3 separate regions of the Homo sapiens genome follow, and regions 2 and 3 are each linked to region 1. Evidence: read pairs that join two places in POLR2A ChIA-PET (ENCODE). Cell type or tissue: endothelial cell of umbilical vein. All regions are shown on one strand.

Region 1 (5,000 bases):
CGTGCCTCAGCCTCCCAAGTAGCTGGGACTACAGGCATGGGCCACCACGCTCAGCTAATGTTCGTATTTTTAGTAGAGACAGGGTTTCACCATGTTGGCCATACTGGTCTCGAACTCCTGACCTCAAGGGATCTGCCCACCTAGGCCTCCCAAAGTGCTGGGATTACAGGTGTGAGCCACCACACCCAGCCCCAGTAGTTCTTATTTCTTTTTTTAAAATATATTTTTTAGAGACCGGGTCGTGCTCTGTTACCCAGGCTGGAGTGCAGTGGCGTGATCTTGGCTCACTGCAGTTTCCACCTCCTGGGCTCAAGTCATCCTCCTGCCTCAGCCTCCCGGGTAGCTGGGACTCCAGGCAGCCACCACCATGCCCGGCTAATCAGTTCTTCTTCTTCCCCCACTTCACCTTCCTTGGGGCCTCACCTGACCCCGTGGCTGTCTCTACTGCAGGGCTATACCAGCGGAGGAGGAGGGACAAGGGGCGGAGCTGGGCCTCCGCACGGGCCTCCAAGTGTCCGAATGTAGCCCGGAGCAGCTGGCGAGCAACAGCACCCAGGCCTGTAGGGTGCTGGCAGACCCCCAGGGCCCCTTTGCTGCCTGTCACCAGACGGTGGCCCCAGAGCCCTTCCAAGAGTGAGTCATGGGCCCAGGACTTGTGGGAATGGCCCAGGTGCCTGCTCTGGTCTTTCCCTGGGGCCTCCTGCCCGCTTCCTGACCCAAGCTCTGTGTGGTTCACTCCTCCGTTCTCCCTGTGGCCTAATTTCCTTGTGACCCTCACTGGACACCGACTGATGTCTTTCTGTTTGGGGTTCCAGGCTCTCTTCTGCAGGGGTGGGTCTCCTCCCCTCCCCAAACTGACTGTGCCCTTCCTGCCCCCTCTCTGCACCAGGCACTGCGTGCTGGATCTGTGCTCTGCTCAGGACCCAAGAGAGCAAGAGGAGCTGCGTTGCCAGGTCCTCAGTGGGTACGCCATCCTCTGCCAGGAGGCGGGCGCTGCCCTGGCTGGCTGGCGGGACCGCACCCTCTGCGGTGAGGTGTTGCCCCTCCCTGTGCCGACCCTGACCCCTCTGCCGTCCACCTCTGCTGAACGCTCTTCCCACCATTGCCTCATCTCGGGCTTTCTGTCTTAGTCCCATCATCCCTCGAATTTCTGCCTTAGTCCCAGGTCCAAGTCAGCACAACCGGCAGCCTGGCTCCTTCTCTGCCCCTGCCTGGGAGCCTCCCAACCCCATCCCGCATCCCGCTCCTTCCTGCCAAGGTCCACCTTCGCTCAACCAGTTCCTTCAAATGTTCTAATGTTGCAGACCCTGGATGGGCTGGGCGTGGTGGTTCACACCTGTAATCCCAGTGCTTTGGGAGGTTGAGGCTGGAGGATGGCTTGAGCCCAGGAGTTCCAGCCAGGCTGCAGTGAACCATGACCGCACACCACCACACTCCAGCCTGGGCAACAGAGCAACATCCTATCTCAAAAAAAAAAAAAAAGAAAGAAAGAAAGAAAGAACGAAAAAAAGAAAGAAATTAAAAAAAGAAAAGACTAGACAGGCTGGACATGGTAGCTCATACCTGTAGTTCCACCACTTTGGGAGGCAGAGGCAGGAGGATCAATTGAATCCAAGAGTTTGAGACCGGCCTGGGGAACCAGTGAGACCCCATCTCTATAAAAATCTTAACAAATTGGCCGGGTGTGGTGGTGCATGCCTGTAACTCCAGTCACCAGGGAGGCTGAGGTGGGAGGATCATTGGAACCCAGGAGTTGGAGGCTGCAGTGAGCCGTGATCACGCCAGCCTGGGCACTCCAGCCTGGGCAACAGAGTGACTCCATCTCTAAAAAAAATTTAAAAAAATAAAAAATAAAAAAAAGACCCTAGATGAAGCTGCAACACGTTCTAGCTTCCTGCCTATATGCAACGCTGAGTGTTTTTGTTTTTGTTGTTGTTGTCTGAGACAGAGTTCGCTTTTTGTTGCCCAGACTGGAGTGCAGTGGCATGATCTCGGCTCACTGCAACCTCCGCCTCCTGGGTTCAAGCGATTCTTGTCTCAGCCTCCCGAGTAGCTGGTATTACAGGTGCCCGCCACCACGCCCGGCTCATTTTTGTATTTTTAGCAGAGATGGGGTTTCACCATGTTGGCCAGGCTGGTCTTGAACTCCTGACTTCAGGTGATCCACCTGCCTCATCCTCCCAAAGTGCTGGGATTTCAGGTGTGAGCCACTGTGCCCAGCCTACTCTGAGTTTTATCGGGTGACCTTGCCCCTGTTTGGCCTGCCCAGCCCCAGCCAGTTTCTGACCATGACTGTCCCCGCAGCCATGGAGTGTCCAGCAGGTACCATATATCAGAGCTGTATGACACCCTGCCCAGCATCCTGTGCCAACCTGGCAGACCCCGGGGACTGCGAGGGCCCCTGCGTGGAAGGCTGCGCCAGCATCCCAGGCTATGCCTACAGTGGCACCCAGAGCCTCCCCTGGCTGACTGTGGCTGCACCAGCAATGGCATCTACTACCAGGTCTGAGCTGGCAGCAGGAGGCCCTGGGGAGCAGAGGCGCCAAGGAGAGCCAGACCAGGGATGGAACTGGAACGTCTCCTCCTGGCCCTTCCCCTTTCTAGCTGGGCAGCAGCTTTCTGACTGAGGACTGCTCTCAGCGGTGCACCTGTGCCAGCTCACGGATCCTGCTGTGTGAGCCCTTCAGCTGCAGAGCGGGGGAGGTCTGCACCCTGGGGAACCACACCCAAGGCTGCTTTCCAGGTGAACCTGCACTCCTGCCCGGTTCCAAGCTGCCCCATGCCCTGGGGCGTCCATGGACCAAGGATCGTCCCCTCCTTGTCCTCAGGACTCTTCCACATTGATTTCAGGATGTCTGTCCCTGCCTTTGTAGGGAGGGACAAAGGACAAAGATCTCCCGATCCCTAAGCATCCATGACCTACCGAATCCTTCCCTAGCGTTCCTTCCCATGATCTCCTTCAGCCCTGATGGTTAGCACAGCACTCCTAATTTATACATAACAAACATGGAGTTCAGAGAGGTTAAGCAGTTTCCTGCTGGGCGTGGGTGACTCATGCCTGTAATCCCAGCATTTTTGGAGGTGAGGTGGGCGAATTGCTTTGAGCTCAGGAGTTCAAGATCAGCCTGGGCAATATAGGGAGACATCGTCTCTACTAAAAATTAAAGAAAAAAAGAGCTGAGTGTGGTGGTGCACTCCTGTAGTCTCAGCTACTTGGAAGCTGAGGTGGGAAGATCACTTAAGCCCAAGAAATTGAGGCTACAGTGAGCTATAATTGTGCCACTGCACTCCAGCCTGGGTGACAGAGTGAGATCTTGTCTCAAAAAAGAAGAGAAGAGAAGGGAGGAGGGGAGGGCAGGGGAGGGGAGGAAAGGAAGGGAGGGAGGAGAGGGGAGAGGAGAGGAAGGGAGAGGAGGGGAGAAGGAGGGAAGGAGAGAAGGAGGGAGGAAAGGAGGAAGAAAGGAAGAGAGGAAGGAAGAGATGAAAGAGTTTCAAAGGAAGGAAGTTTCCCCAAAGCCCAGGGCTAGTGAGGCAGGGTTGGGAGCCAGGCTGGCTGACCCCTGGCCAGTCTCTGGCAGCCGCTGCTTTCTCCCCGGGCGTCCCAGCCCCCAGCCAGGCCTTCCCTCAGCTGGGAGTGTCCTCCCAGGGCCCCCCTCCCACAACCCTCTCTGTCCTTGCAGAAAGCCCGTGTCTGCAGAACCCCTGTCAGAATGACGGGCAGTGTCGGGAGCAGGGAGCCACCTTCACCTGCGAGTGTGAAGTTGGTTACGGGGGAGGCCTGTGTATGGAGCCTCGAGATGCGCCACCTCCCAGAAAGCCAGGTGAGGGCATCGTCCAAGGCCCTGTACCCTCACAACCTCTTCCTGGCCGACAACCACAGAATGATTCTATATGTATTATATTCACATATAGAATGATATGTATTATAATATTATGTTACAGATATTATATATTATAAACATAACAATTTGTAGCTATAATGGATATTAATATATTAATATATCTTGTATATTAATTATCTATTTATATATTACATATATTATTATAGTAGGAATTATAATATAATCCCTAGAAATTCGCAGGACAAGCATCCTCAAAAAACCAGTCCTGGCCGGGAATGGTGGCTCACGCCTGTAATCCCAGCACTTTGGGAGGCTGAGGTGGGCGGATCACGAGGTCAGGAGATGGAGACCATTCTGGCTAACGAAGTGAAACCCCGTCTCTACTAAAAATACAAAAAGTTAGCCGGGTGTGGTGGTGTGCGCCTGTAGTCCCAGCTACTCGGGAGGCTGAGGCAGGAGAATCACTTGAACCTGGGAGGTGGAGGTTGCAGTGAGCCAAGATCAAGCCACTGCACTCCAGCCTGGGTGACAGAGCAAGACTCCATCTAAAAAAAAATAAAAAAATAAAAAAAAATTAGCTGGGTATGGTGGTGCACAGCTGTAATCCCAGCTACTCAGAGGCTGAGGCACGAGACCCGCTTGAACCCGGGAGGCAGAGGTTGCAGTGAGCTAAGATCACGCTACTGCGCTCCAGCCTGGGCGACCAAGACTCCATCTCAAAAAAAACAAAAAACAAAAACCAAAAACAAAACAAAAAACTAGTTCCTGTGCCCATCTCCTACCTATATACTGTGAAATCTTCTCTCTGAAGCCCAGCTCCCCACTCCTGTGACCTGTATCTCTCACCCCTGCTGCTTCCTCCTCCTGTGTCCTTCTGTGCCTCTCCAGCACCTTCCATTGTCCTTTCCTATCCCAAACTACAATTCCCATGGGCTTCTGGGCCAGTGGTTCTCCAGCTTTATCTTGCCTAAGATTGAAGACGGGGTAACTTGTGTACATGTATATTCCAGGACACACTCTGAAAGATCAGATTTGGTAGGTCTGGAGTGGGCCCAGGAATCTGCTTTTTTTTTTTTTTTTTTTGAGTCTTGGTCTGTTGCCCAGGCTGGAGTGCAGTGGCGTGATCTCGGCTCACTGCAACCTCCACCTCCCGGGTTC
Region 2 (5,000 bases), 520 kb after region 1:
GGTTACCGCCGCCGCCAGCTGAGGGCCAGGGAGGGAGAGGGGAGGCCAGGCGCTCTCAGGAGTCCCAAAGGACAAATAATCCCGCCGCTGCCGCGGGACCCAGACACGAGCCAACTGCGCGCCCGCCCTGCCCCGCCTGAGCTTTCCGTCCGCCGCCTGGGGCCCAGCCCTTCCCTGTCTGTCACAACCAGAGCCCAAACCCCGGGGGCCTGAGGACAGTCCACTGGCGGCTCCGTCCCCTGAGGACCTTGAGCAGGAGGGCCAGGGGCCTGGGGATTGGTGGCTGTTCTGCCCTTTCCGCCACCGTTGGCGGCTGAACACTCCTCCCCGGGGTCTGGGGTCAGGGACCCAGCCTGTGGGATACCACCCAACTGCAACTGTCCTCATCCACATCACACTCACTGCTCCAGGGCCTGGGATCAACCACGAGCTTAGCTGGGGCTTGCAGGGACCAGCCCCACAGGGTCGGGGGGCTTCTCCCTGTGTGCGGCGACGAGAGAGTGTAGAAATAAAGACACAAGACAAAGGGATAAAAGAAAAGACAGCTGGGCCCGGGGCACCACTACCACCAATGCGCGGAGACCGGCAGTGGCCCCGAATGTCTGGCTGCGCTGTTATATTTTGGATACAAAGCAAAAGGGGCAGGGTAAAGAGTGTGAGTCATCTCCAATGATAGGTAAGGTCACGTGGGTCACGTGTCCACTGGACAGGGGGCCCTTCCCTGCCTGGCAGCCAAGGCAGCGAGAGAGAGAGACAAAGAGAAAGACAGCTTACGCCATTATTTTTGCATATCAGAGACTTTTAGTATTTTCACTAATTTACTACTGCTATCTAGAAGGCAGAGCCAGGTGTACAGGATGGAACATGAAGGCGGACTACGAGCGTGACCACTGAAGCACAGCATCACAGGGAGATGGTGAGGCCTCCAGATAACTGCGGGCAAGCCTGACTAATGTCAGGCCCTCCAACAAGAGGTGGAGGAGCAGAGTCTTCTCTAAACTCCCCCGGGGAAAGGGAGACTCCCTTTCCCGGTCTGCTAAGTAGCCTGTGTTTTTCCTTGACACTGAGGCTACCACTAGACTACCGTCCGCTCGGCAAGGGGCGTCTTCCCAGAAGCTGGCGTTACCGCTAGCCCAAGGAGCCCTTCTGGTGGCCCTGTCTGGGCATAACAGAAGGCTCGCACTCTTGTCTTCTGGTCACACCTCACTATGTCCCCTCAGCTCCTATCTCTGTATGGCCTGGTTTTTCCTAGGTTATGATTTTAGAGCAAGGATTATTATAATATTGGGATAAATTAATTACTACCAACTAATGATTAATGATATTCATATATAATCATCTCTAAGATCTATATCTGGTATAACTATTCTTGTTTTATATTTTATTGTACTGGAACAGCTCGTGTCCTCGGTCTCTTGCCTCGGCGCCTGGGTAGCTTGCCGCCCACAGGGGCTGCCACTACCAGGATTCGAGCAGAGCACCTAGAGGACTCCAAATTGCTCCCCTGAACCCATTAATGCCAGAGCCAGCCTACACCGCTCCTGGGCTCAAAGACTGGCCCACCTTAGCCTCTTAGTCCCCAGCAACCACACCCTCCACTAATAACCACACCCTAAGCCACCCAAGAAATCATACAGAGCCTACAGTACTACCCCAATCAAAGCCAAAGTGCCCCACCTAACCAACACCCTATCTACATTTTTAGGAAGAAGTCCTCCCCTACAAAGCAAATTCACAAACTTGGAAGAAGCAATTTACACAGGATGTGCAGATCTCAATGGAAGGACACGGGAAACGTGAAAAAGCAAGGAAGTGGGACGCCTCCAAAGGAACCCAGTAATTCTCCAGCAACAGATCCCCATCCAAAAGAAATTCAAGAAATGTCATATAGAGAATTGTGGAAACTGATTTTAACCAAGATTAGAGGGATTCAAGAGACTTCTGAAAAAGAAAGTAAGGAAATGTCAACAGCAATTCTGGATATGGTTGAGGTATTTACCAACCAGATACAGAGTTTTCCAGAGCACATGGCAAATGTGGAACTGAAGAAATCACTGGATGAAATACAAAGTATACTCGAAAGCTTCAATGATAGACTAGATCAAGCAGAAAAAAAACTCTCAAAACTTAAAATCTGAAGGCTTTTACTCAATTCAAATATTTAATGGGTTGTACTCTGGCCATTCAGGTGAACAAAATCTGCTGGGTTAATTTTTTTTTTTTTTTTTTTTTTGAGATGGAGTCTCGCTCTGTCGCCCAGGCTGGAGTGCAGTGGCGGGACCTCGGCTCACTGCAAGCTCCGCCTCCCAGGTTCACGCCATTCTCCTGCCTCAGCCTCCTGAGTAGCTGGGACTACAGGTGCCCGCCACCACACCCGGCTTATTTTTTGTATTTTTAGTAGAGGTGGGGTTTCACTGTTAGCCAGGATGGTCTCGATCTCTTAACCTCGTAATCCACCCGCCTCGGCCTCCCAAAGTGCTGGGATTACAGGCGTGAGCCACTGCGCCTGGCCTTGGGTTGTTATACTGGGGTCTTGAATAATCATTAAAGGTGAAATGAAAATAATTTCCTTTTGAGGTGGTCAATTTTGTGAGATGGATTCTTGTTAGGCAGCTGTCATGGAAAGATGATTTAGTTCAGTTGACATTAATAATACGCATGGTAATCCTAACAGGTGAATGTGGTTCAAACTAAATTGCCAGGGAATTGTCATGGTCTAGAAAAGCCACTCTCTCCAGTAGACTGCTCACACAGCTACATGTCAGCCCTCCTCACTGTGAAAGTGACAGACACCCTAGCATTTTTATTCATCTCCCTTAGGTGCCTCAACTTTTTCTCCCACTCTCAGCTGAAAAGAGCTACATCTACCATTTCATCTACTTAGTGTATTTTCTTATTGGCTATGTTAAAAAATTACAAACATAACAATTATGAATGAAAAATAACTCCATGGCTGGGTGCAGTGGCTCACACCTGTAATCCCAGCACTTTGGGAGGCTGAGGCGGGTAGACCACAAGGTCAGGAGTTCAAGACCAGCCTGGCCAAGATGGTGAAACCGTCTCTACTAAAAATACAAAAATTAGCCGGGTGCAGTGGCAGGCACCTGTAATCCCAGCTGCTTGGGAGGCTGAGGGAGGAGAATCAGTTGAACCCGGAGGGTGGAGATTGCAGTGAGACTCTCAAAAAAACAAAACAACACAAAAAAATCTCCTAAGATGATTAAAACAAACTTGCTTCTACAATAAACCGTAAACTCACCGTATCTAGTGATTCTGTACATTAAATCTTTTGAACATGTTTACCAATTTGGTGTTATGAAAAATTTTTTAGAGGTTGTGTATGGGCTGGGCACAATGACTCATGCCTGTAATCCCACCACTTTGGGAGGCTGAGACGGGCGGATCACTCAAGGACAGGAGTTCGAGATCAGCTGGGGCAACATGGCAAAACCCCATCTCTACAAAAAGTACAAAAATTAGCCAGGCGTGCACTAATTAGTGGGCTGGACCATTACTGGTGTGTGTATCTCTAGTCTCAACTACTCAGAGGCTGAGCTGGCGAGATCAGTGGAGCCCAGGAGATTGAGGCTGCTGTGAGCTGTGGTCATGCCACTGCACTCCAGCCGGGATGACAGAGTGACACCGTGTCTCAAAAAAACAAAAAACAAAAAATTGTGTCTGTACTCCACTTTCCAACTGGATATAGTGTCCATATCAAGGTCATCTAAATAAATATAATGTTTTGGAGAGAGTTGTTTTTTTTTTTTTTTTTTTTGTGACGGAGTCTCGCTATGTTGCCGAGGCTGGAGAGCAGTGGCGCGATCTTGGCTCACTGCAACCTCTGCCTCCTGGGTTCAAGTGATTCTCCTCCCTCAGCTTCCTGAGTAGCTGGGATTACAGGTACCCGCCACCAGGCCCAGCTAATTTTTTGTGTTTTTAGTAGAGTCGGGGTTTCACCATGTTGGACAGGCTGGTCTCGAACTCCTGACCTTGTGATTTACCTGCCTTGGCCTCCCAAAGTGCTGGGATTACAGGTGTGAGCCACTCCACTCGGCACTTTTTTCTTTTTTTTGAGATGGAGTTTTGCTCTTGTTGCCCAGGCTGGAGTGCAATGGCACAATCTCGGCTTACTGCAACCTCCGCCTCCCAGGTTCAAGCGATTCTCCTGCCTCAGCTTCCCAGGTAGCTGGGATTACAGGCACGTGCTACCACGCCCAGCTAATTTTTGTATTTTTAGTAGAGACGGGGTTTCACCATGTTGGACAGGCTGGTCTTGAACTCCTGACCTCAGGATTTCCACCCGTCTCAGACTCCCAAAGTGTTGGGATTACAGGCGTAAGCCACTGCACCCGGCCTCCAGGCTCAAGCAATTCTTATGCCTCAGCCACATGAGTAGCTGGTATTACAGGTGTGTGCCAACATGCCTGGCGAATTTTTGTATTTTTAGTAGAGATGGGGTTTCGCCATGTTGGCCAGGCTGTTCTTGAACTCCTGGCTTCCATCAGTTCTCCCATCTTAGCCTCCCAAAGTGTTGGGATTACAGGTGTGACCCACTGCAACTGGCCAGGCACTTCAATTTTTTTTTTTTTGCTCTGTCACCAGGCTGGAGTGCAGTGGTGCGATCTCGGCTCACTGCAGTCTCCGCCTCGCGGGTTCAGGCAATTCTGCCTCACCCTTCTGAGTAGCTGGGACTACAGGCATGCCCCACCATGCCCAGCTAATTTTTGTATTTTTAGTAGAGACGGGGTTTCACCATGTTGGCCAGGATGGTCTCGATCTCTGGACCTTGTGATCCGCCTGCCTCGGCCTCCCAAAGTGCTGGGATTACAGGCGTGAGCCACCACGCCCAGCCAGGCACTTCAAATTTTTTGTCTCTGTGTGTCTGCGAATAACTGAGAAAGTGCCACAGTATTGATTTGGGGGTTACAAACATATTTTAGTGAGTAGGCAAATTCTCAAATACAAAATCTATGAATAAGGATCAAGTATACGTTCATTTG
Region 3 (5,000 bases), 330 kb before region 1:
CTTGAACCTGGCAGGCAGAGGTTGCAGTGAACAAGATCATGCCACTGCACTCCAGCCTATGTGAGAGAGTGAGACTCCATCATAAAAAAAAAAAGAGAGAGAGAGAGAGAAATGACCATCCTGTTTTCCAGAGTTGCTGTGCTATCTATTTTCCTTTTTTTTTTTTGAGAGTGTCTCACTGCCACCCAGGTTGGAGTGCAGTGGCACAAATATAGCTCACTGTGGCCTTGACCTCCCAGTGGTCCTCTCACCTTAGCCTCCCAAGTAGCTGGGACTACAGGCATGCATCATGCCTGGCTAATTTTTTTACTTTTGTAGAGATGGGGTCTCCCTGTGTTGCCCAGGCTGGGCTGAACAAGCTTACAATCCTACCCAAATATGAGTGCAGGTGAGCTTTCAAAATCAACATTTGATCATGTCACTCCTCTGCTCAAATGTCTTCAAGGGCTCCCATTGCTCTAAGGGTCCAATCCAAAGCTCACAACTTGGCAACCCTGCCTTCTACCAGCTGACTTTAGGCTTCAGGATCGTTCCACTCCAACCCACACACCTTGGGACAGCTCTGCACTCATCTGCTATTCTTTTCTGTTTGTTTGAGACAGACTCTCACTGTATTGCCCAGGCTGGAGTGCAGTGGCAGAATCTCGGGTCATTGCAACCACTGCTTCCCAGGATCAAGCGATTCTCCTGCCTCAGCCTCCCAAGTATCTGGGATTACAGCGGTGCACCACCACACCCCACTGATTTTTGTTTTTGTTTTTAGTAGAGACAGGGTTTCACCATGTCGGCCAGGCTGGTCCTAACTTCAGGTGATCCACCTGCCTCAGTGGCACGATCTCGGCTCACTGCAGCCTCCGCTTCCCAGACTCCAGCAGACTTCCCACTTCAGCCTCCCGAATAGCTGGGACTACAGCTGTGAGCCACCGATTCCTGGCTTATTTTTGTATTTTTTGTAGAGAGAGGGTTTCACCATGTTGCCCAGGCTGGTCTCGAACTCCTGAGCTCAAATGATCCTCCTGCCTTGGCCTCCCAAAGTGTTGGGATTACAGGCATGATCCACTGTGCCTGGCCACACATTTGCCATTCTTACTCCCTGGACACCCCTCCCACTCCCTCCACCTTCCCCTAACAACCCTTTCAAGCCAAGCTAACACCTTCAGGCCTCAGCTTTACCCTCACTTCTGTTAAGAAGGCCTTGCCTGGCCGGGCGCAGTGGCTCACACCTGTAATCCCAGCACTTTGGGAGGCCGAGGCGGACAGATCACGAGGTCAGGAGATCAAGACCATCCTGGTTAACACAGTGAAACCCTGCCTCTACTAAAAATACAAAAAAAAATTTAGCTGGGCGTGGTGGCGGGTGCCTGTAGTCCGAGCTACTCAGGAGGCTGAGGCAGGAGAACGGTGTGAACCCAGGAGGCGGAGCTTGCAGCGAACCGAGATCCCGCCACTGCACTCCAACCTGGGCGACAGACTCCGTCTCAAAAAAAAAAAAAAAAAAAGGCCTCACCTGACTCCTTAGGTTTGGATAACATGCCTCTCTCCTGGGGTCCTACAGCCCGCTTGACAACGTCACACTCAACAATGTGTGGATACTGAACTAGCAATGCCTATTGTCTCATCTGTAGCCCTGCAAGTCTGCAAGTCTTGTTCATTGTTGTATCTTTAGTACATGGCATTTGGTGGACGCATAGGAAATATTTTTTATTTTTATTATTTATTTTTTTTGAGATGGAGTCTCGCTCTGTCGCCCAGGCTGGAGTGCAGTGGTGCTATCTCGGCTCACTGCAAGCTCCGCCTCCCGGGTTCATGCCATTCTCCTGCCTCAGCCTCCTGAGTAGCTGGGACTACAGCCACCTGCCACCTTGCCTGGCTAATTTTTTGTATTTTTAGTAGAGACGGGGTTTCACCATGTTAGCCAGTATGGTCTCAATCTCCTGACCTCGTGATCAGCCTGCCTCGGCCTCCCAAAGTGCTGGGATTACAGGCGTAAGCCACCGTGCCCGGCCAGAAATATATATATATTTTTAAGAGACAGAGTCTCGCTCTATTGCCCAGGCTGGAGTGCAGTGGCACAATCATAGCTCATTACAGCCTTGAACTCCTGGGCTCATGTGTTCCTCCTGCCTCAGCCTCCCAAGTAGCTGGAAATACAGGCACCACTAAGCCTGGCTAATTTTTAACTTTTTTGTAGAAATGGGGTCTCACTTTGTTGCCCAGGCTGGCCTTGAACTCCTGGCCTCAAGTGATCCTCCTGCCTCAGCCTCCCAAAGTGCTGGGACTATAGGCATGAGCCACCATGCCTGGCTAAGAAAGAAAACATTTGCCGGGCATGGTGGCTCATGCCTGTAATCCCAGCACTTTGGGAGGCTGAGGCAGGTGGATCACTTGAGGCCAGGAGTTCGAGACCAGCTTGGCCTCGTGGTGAAACCCTGTCTCTACTAAAAATGCAAAAATTAGCCAGGCGTGGGAGTCTGTAGTCCCCAGCTACTCGGGAGGCTGAGCCAGGAGAATAGCTTAAACCGGGGAGGTGGAGGTTGCAGTGAGCCGAGATCACGCTACTGCACTCCAGCCTGGGCGACAGAGGGAGACTCTGTCTCAGGGAGAAAAAAAAAAAAGAAAGGAAGAAAAAGAAAAAGAAAAAGATATTTTAAGAGACAGGGTCTTGCTATGTTGCCCAGGCTGGTCTCGAATTCCTGAGCTCAAGTGATCCTCCCATCTCAGCCTCCCAAAGTGCTGGGATTACAGGCGTGAGTCACTGCACCAGGCCAGGAAACAATTGTTGAACAAGTAATCAGAGGGAGGGGTGAGTCACTGGGGGCTGGGGAAAGAGGGAGGGGGTGTTAGGATGGTGCTGACCTTCCAGCTGCACATCTGCCAGCCGCTCTGCAGGGCAGAGACCATGAGCGTGGAGACAGACTTGACGGCCGTCCTCGGCAGCTGCAGTAGGGATTGGCCCTGTTGGCCCAGCTCCACCTCGGTCTCCTCTGTAGTCTTGGCCAACACGCAGGGATCTGCCAGCTCGGGGGACTCACCCAACTTGGGCTTAGCCTCTTTTGGGAGCTCGACCAACCTCAAAGTCTCAACCACCTGGAGAGTCTTCTCCATCTTCTTCAATGAGTGTTTCTTGGAGTCAGGGTGTCCTGAGATGGTTGGTTTAATTTTTTGCCTCCAGAAGAAAACCTGAGAACCAAGACACAGAGAGGAGAGACAGGAGAGAGGGGCAGGGCAGAGACAACACCATCCACAGAAAAGAAGGCACAAAAGGGATGGAGCAGTGAGTTTCCTGGCCTCTCTTCCTTCTCCTCCAGCCCCTCCCCAGCTGTCCTTTCCTTCCTCCCCACTCCATCTTGTTTGGCCACAGGCCAGGAAGGGAGGGAACCCACGCAGTAAGGGGCTGCTGCGACCCATGCCCTCATCCCAGCGCATCATGAGGACAGAGTGGTCTCAGAAACTCACCCAGGAAATAATCCTTTGCCAAGCCCGTCTAACCCATCGGAAGAACTTCATGACCACAACCATCTCTCTTGATGGGAAAAACACAGAAGAAAGGGCAGAGCTAGCATTTGGTACGGTGGGGGTGGCGGGTGGGGGATGGGGTGGGCTGTGGGCCGGTGACCACCTCTTGAGGGGTCTCCTGTGAGCTTCAAGCACAGCAGTAAAGAAAGAAGTAGGAAATCCTGGGGGAAGCCCCTCCTGGCAATGAATCCCAGACCTTTTCTCCCCTCCCTGGGACAGGGAGAGGAGTCGAAGTAGGTGAGAACCTACAGTGAGGGAGAGTTCTAGACCATTGTGAGGCTGCCTGGCCCCGACCCCAACCCCCGAGGCCCTGCCCAGACCCACAGAGTCCATCTCTTCCACCCTGGCTCTTCTTCGCTCAGATCCAGGGAAAATAAACTAACACGTAACAAACTAATAAGCACTGTTCCTGCATCACGTCCTGCAGTCCTTCACAGCAGCCCTTCAAGATAGGTATTATTGTTAGTGCCACTTCATCAAAGAGGAATCTGAAATTCAGGAAAGCTGAAGGGGGCCGGGCATGGTGGCTCATGCCTGTAATCCCAGTGTTTTGGGTGGCTGAGGCAGGAGGATCACTTGAGGCCAGGAGTTGAAGACCAGCCTGGGCAACATAGTGAGACTCCCCCCAACTCACTATGTTTAAATTTTTCAAAAAAAGAGTTTAAATCAGTTGGGAGTGGTGGTGTGTGCCTGCAGTCCCAGCTACTCAGGAGGCTGAGGCAGGAGGATTGCTTGCGCCCAGGAGGTGGAGGCTGCAGTGAGCCATGATTGTGCCACTGCACTCCAGCCTGGGCAACAGAATGAGACCCTGTCTCAAAAAAAAAAAAAAAAAAAAGGAAGGAAGGAAGGAAGGGAGAGGAGGGAGGAAGGAAGAGAGAGAGACAGAGAGGAGAGAAAGAAAGAGAGAGAGAGAGAGAAAGAAGAAAGAAGGAAAAGAACAAAAGAAAGAAAAGAAGGAAAGAAAAAAACAAAAAAGAAAGACAAAAAAGGAAGGAGGGAAGGAAGGAAGGAAGGAAGCAAGGAAGGAAAAAACTTAAGAGAGCCAGGTGTGGTAGCTCACACCTGTAATCCCAGAACTTTGGGACGCCAAGGTGGGAGGATTACTTGAAGCCAGCAGTTTGAGATCAGCCTGGGCCATATAGCGAGATGGTCTCTACCAAAAAATTTAGGCTAGGCGCAGTGGCTCATGCCTGTAATCCCAGCACTTTGGGAGGCTGAGGTAGGCAGATTACTTGAGTTCAGGAGTTTGAGACCAGCCTGACCAAAGTGGTGAAACCCCTTCTCTACTAAAAATACGAAAAAAAAAAAAAATTAGCTGGGTGTGGTGGTGCACACGTGTAGTTCCAGCTACTCAGGAGGCTGAGGCATGGAAATCGCTTGAACCTGAGAGGTGGAGGTTGCAGTAAGCTGAGATCTCACCACTGCATTCCAGACTGGGTGACAAGAGCGAAACTTCGACTCTAGCTGGGCATAGTGCCACATGC

The links. ChIA-PET counts read pairs that join two places held together with the same protein. Peaks named below come from ENCODE experiments on the same cell type or tissue, not always from the same donor. Only the 100,000 strongest peaks of a DNase experiment are listed, where the experiment ranks them.
Region 2: POLR2A ChIA-PET joins it to region 1 with 7 read pairs; 2 of 35 experiments call an interaction of 5 or more read pairs at or near these places.
Region 3: POLR2A ChIA-PET joins it to region 1 with 5 read pairs; 2 of 35 experiments call an interaction of 5 or more read pairs at or near these places.

What each region holds. Positions count from the first base shown.
Region 1 is chr7:100,791,516-100,796,515 of GRCh38, forward strand. It overlaps ZAN (zonadhesin), which reads left to right. Exons shown (of 48, transcript NM_003386.3): 41 at 451-633; 42 at 890-964; 43 at 2,305-2,503; 44 at 2,605-2,743; 45 at 3,681-3,821. Among named protein-coding and RNA genes, the nearest start is that of EPHB4, 34 kb to the right of the region's middle. RefSeq lists an enhancer at 2,512-3,059. In endothelial cell of umbilical vein, no CTCF peak of the experiment used is centred here; a DNase peak (open chromatin) is centred at 3,056.
Region 2 is chr7:101,308,779-101,313,778 of GRCh38, forward strand. IFT22 (intraflagellar transport 22) reads right to left here. Exons shown (of 5, transcript NM_022777.4): 5 at 2,136-5,000. EMSLR (E2F1 mRNA stabilizing lncRNA) reads left to right here. Exons shown (of 2, transcript NR_110115.2): 2 at 1,706-2,561. Among named protein-coding and RNA genes, the nearest start is that of EMSLR, 3.0 kb to the left of the region's middle. RefSeq lists an enhancer at 200-1,027. In endothelial cell of umbilical vein, no CTCF peak of the experiment used is centred here; no DNase peak of the experiment used is centred here; H3K4me3 peaks cover 41 bases.
Region 3 is chr7:100,460,507-100,465,506 of GRCh38, forward strand. It overlaps TSC22D4-C7ORF61 (TSC22D4-C7orf61 readthrough), which reads right to left. Exons shown (of 6, transcript NM_001395846.1): 5 at 2,857-3,180. SPACDR (sperm acrosome developmental regulator) reads right to left here and starts at 3,754. Exons shown (of 3, transcript NM_001004323.3): 1 at 3,457-3,754; 2 at 2,857-3,180. The coding sequence starts at 3,519. In endothelial cell of umbilical vein, no CTCF peak of the experiment used is centred here; a DNase peak (open chromatin) is centred at 2,795; H3K27ac peaks cover 216 bases.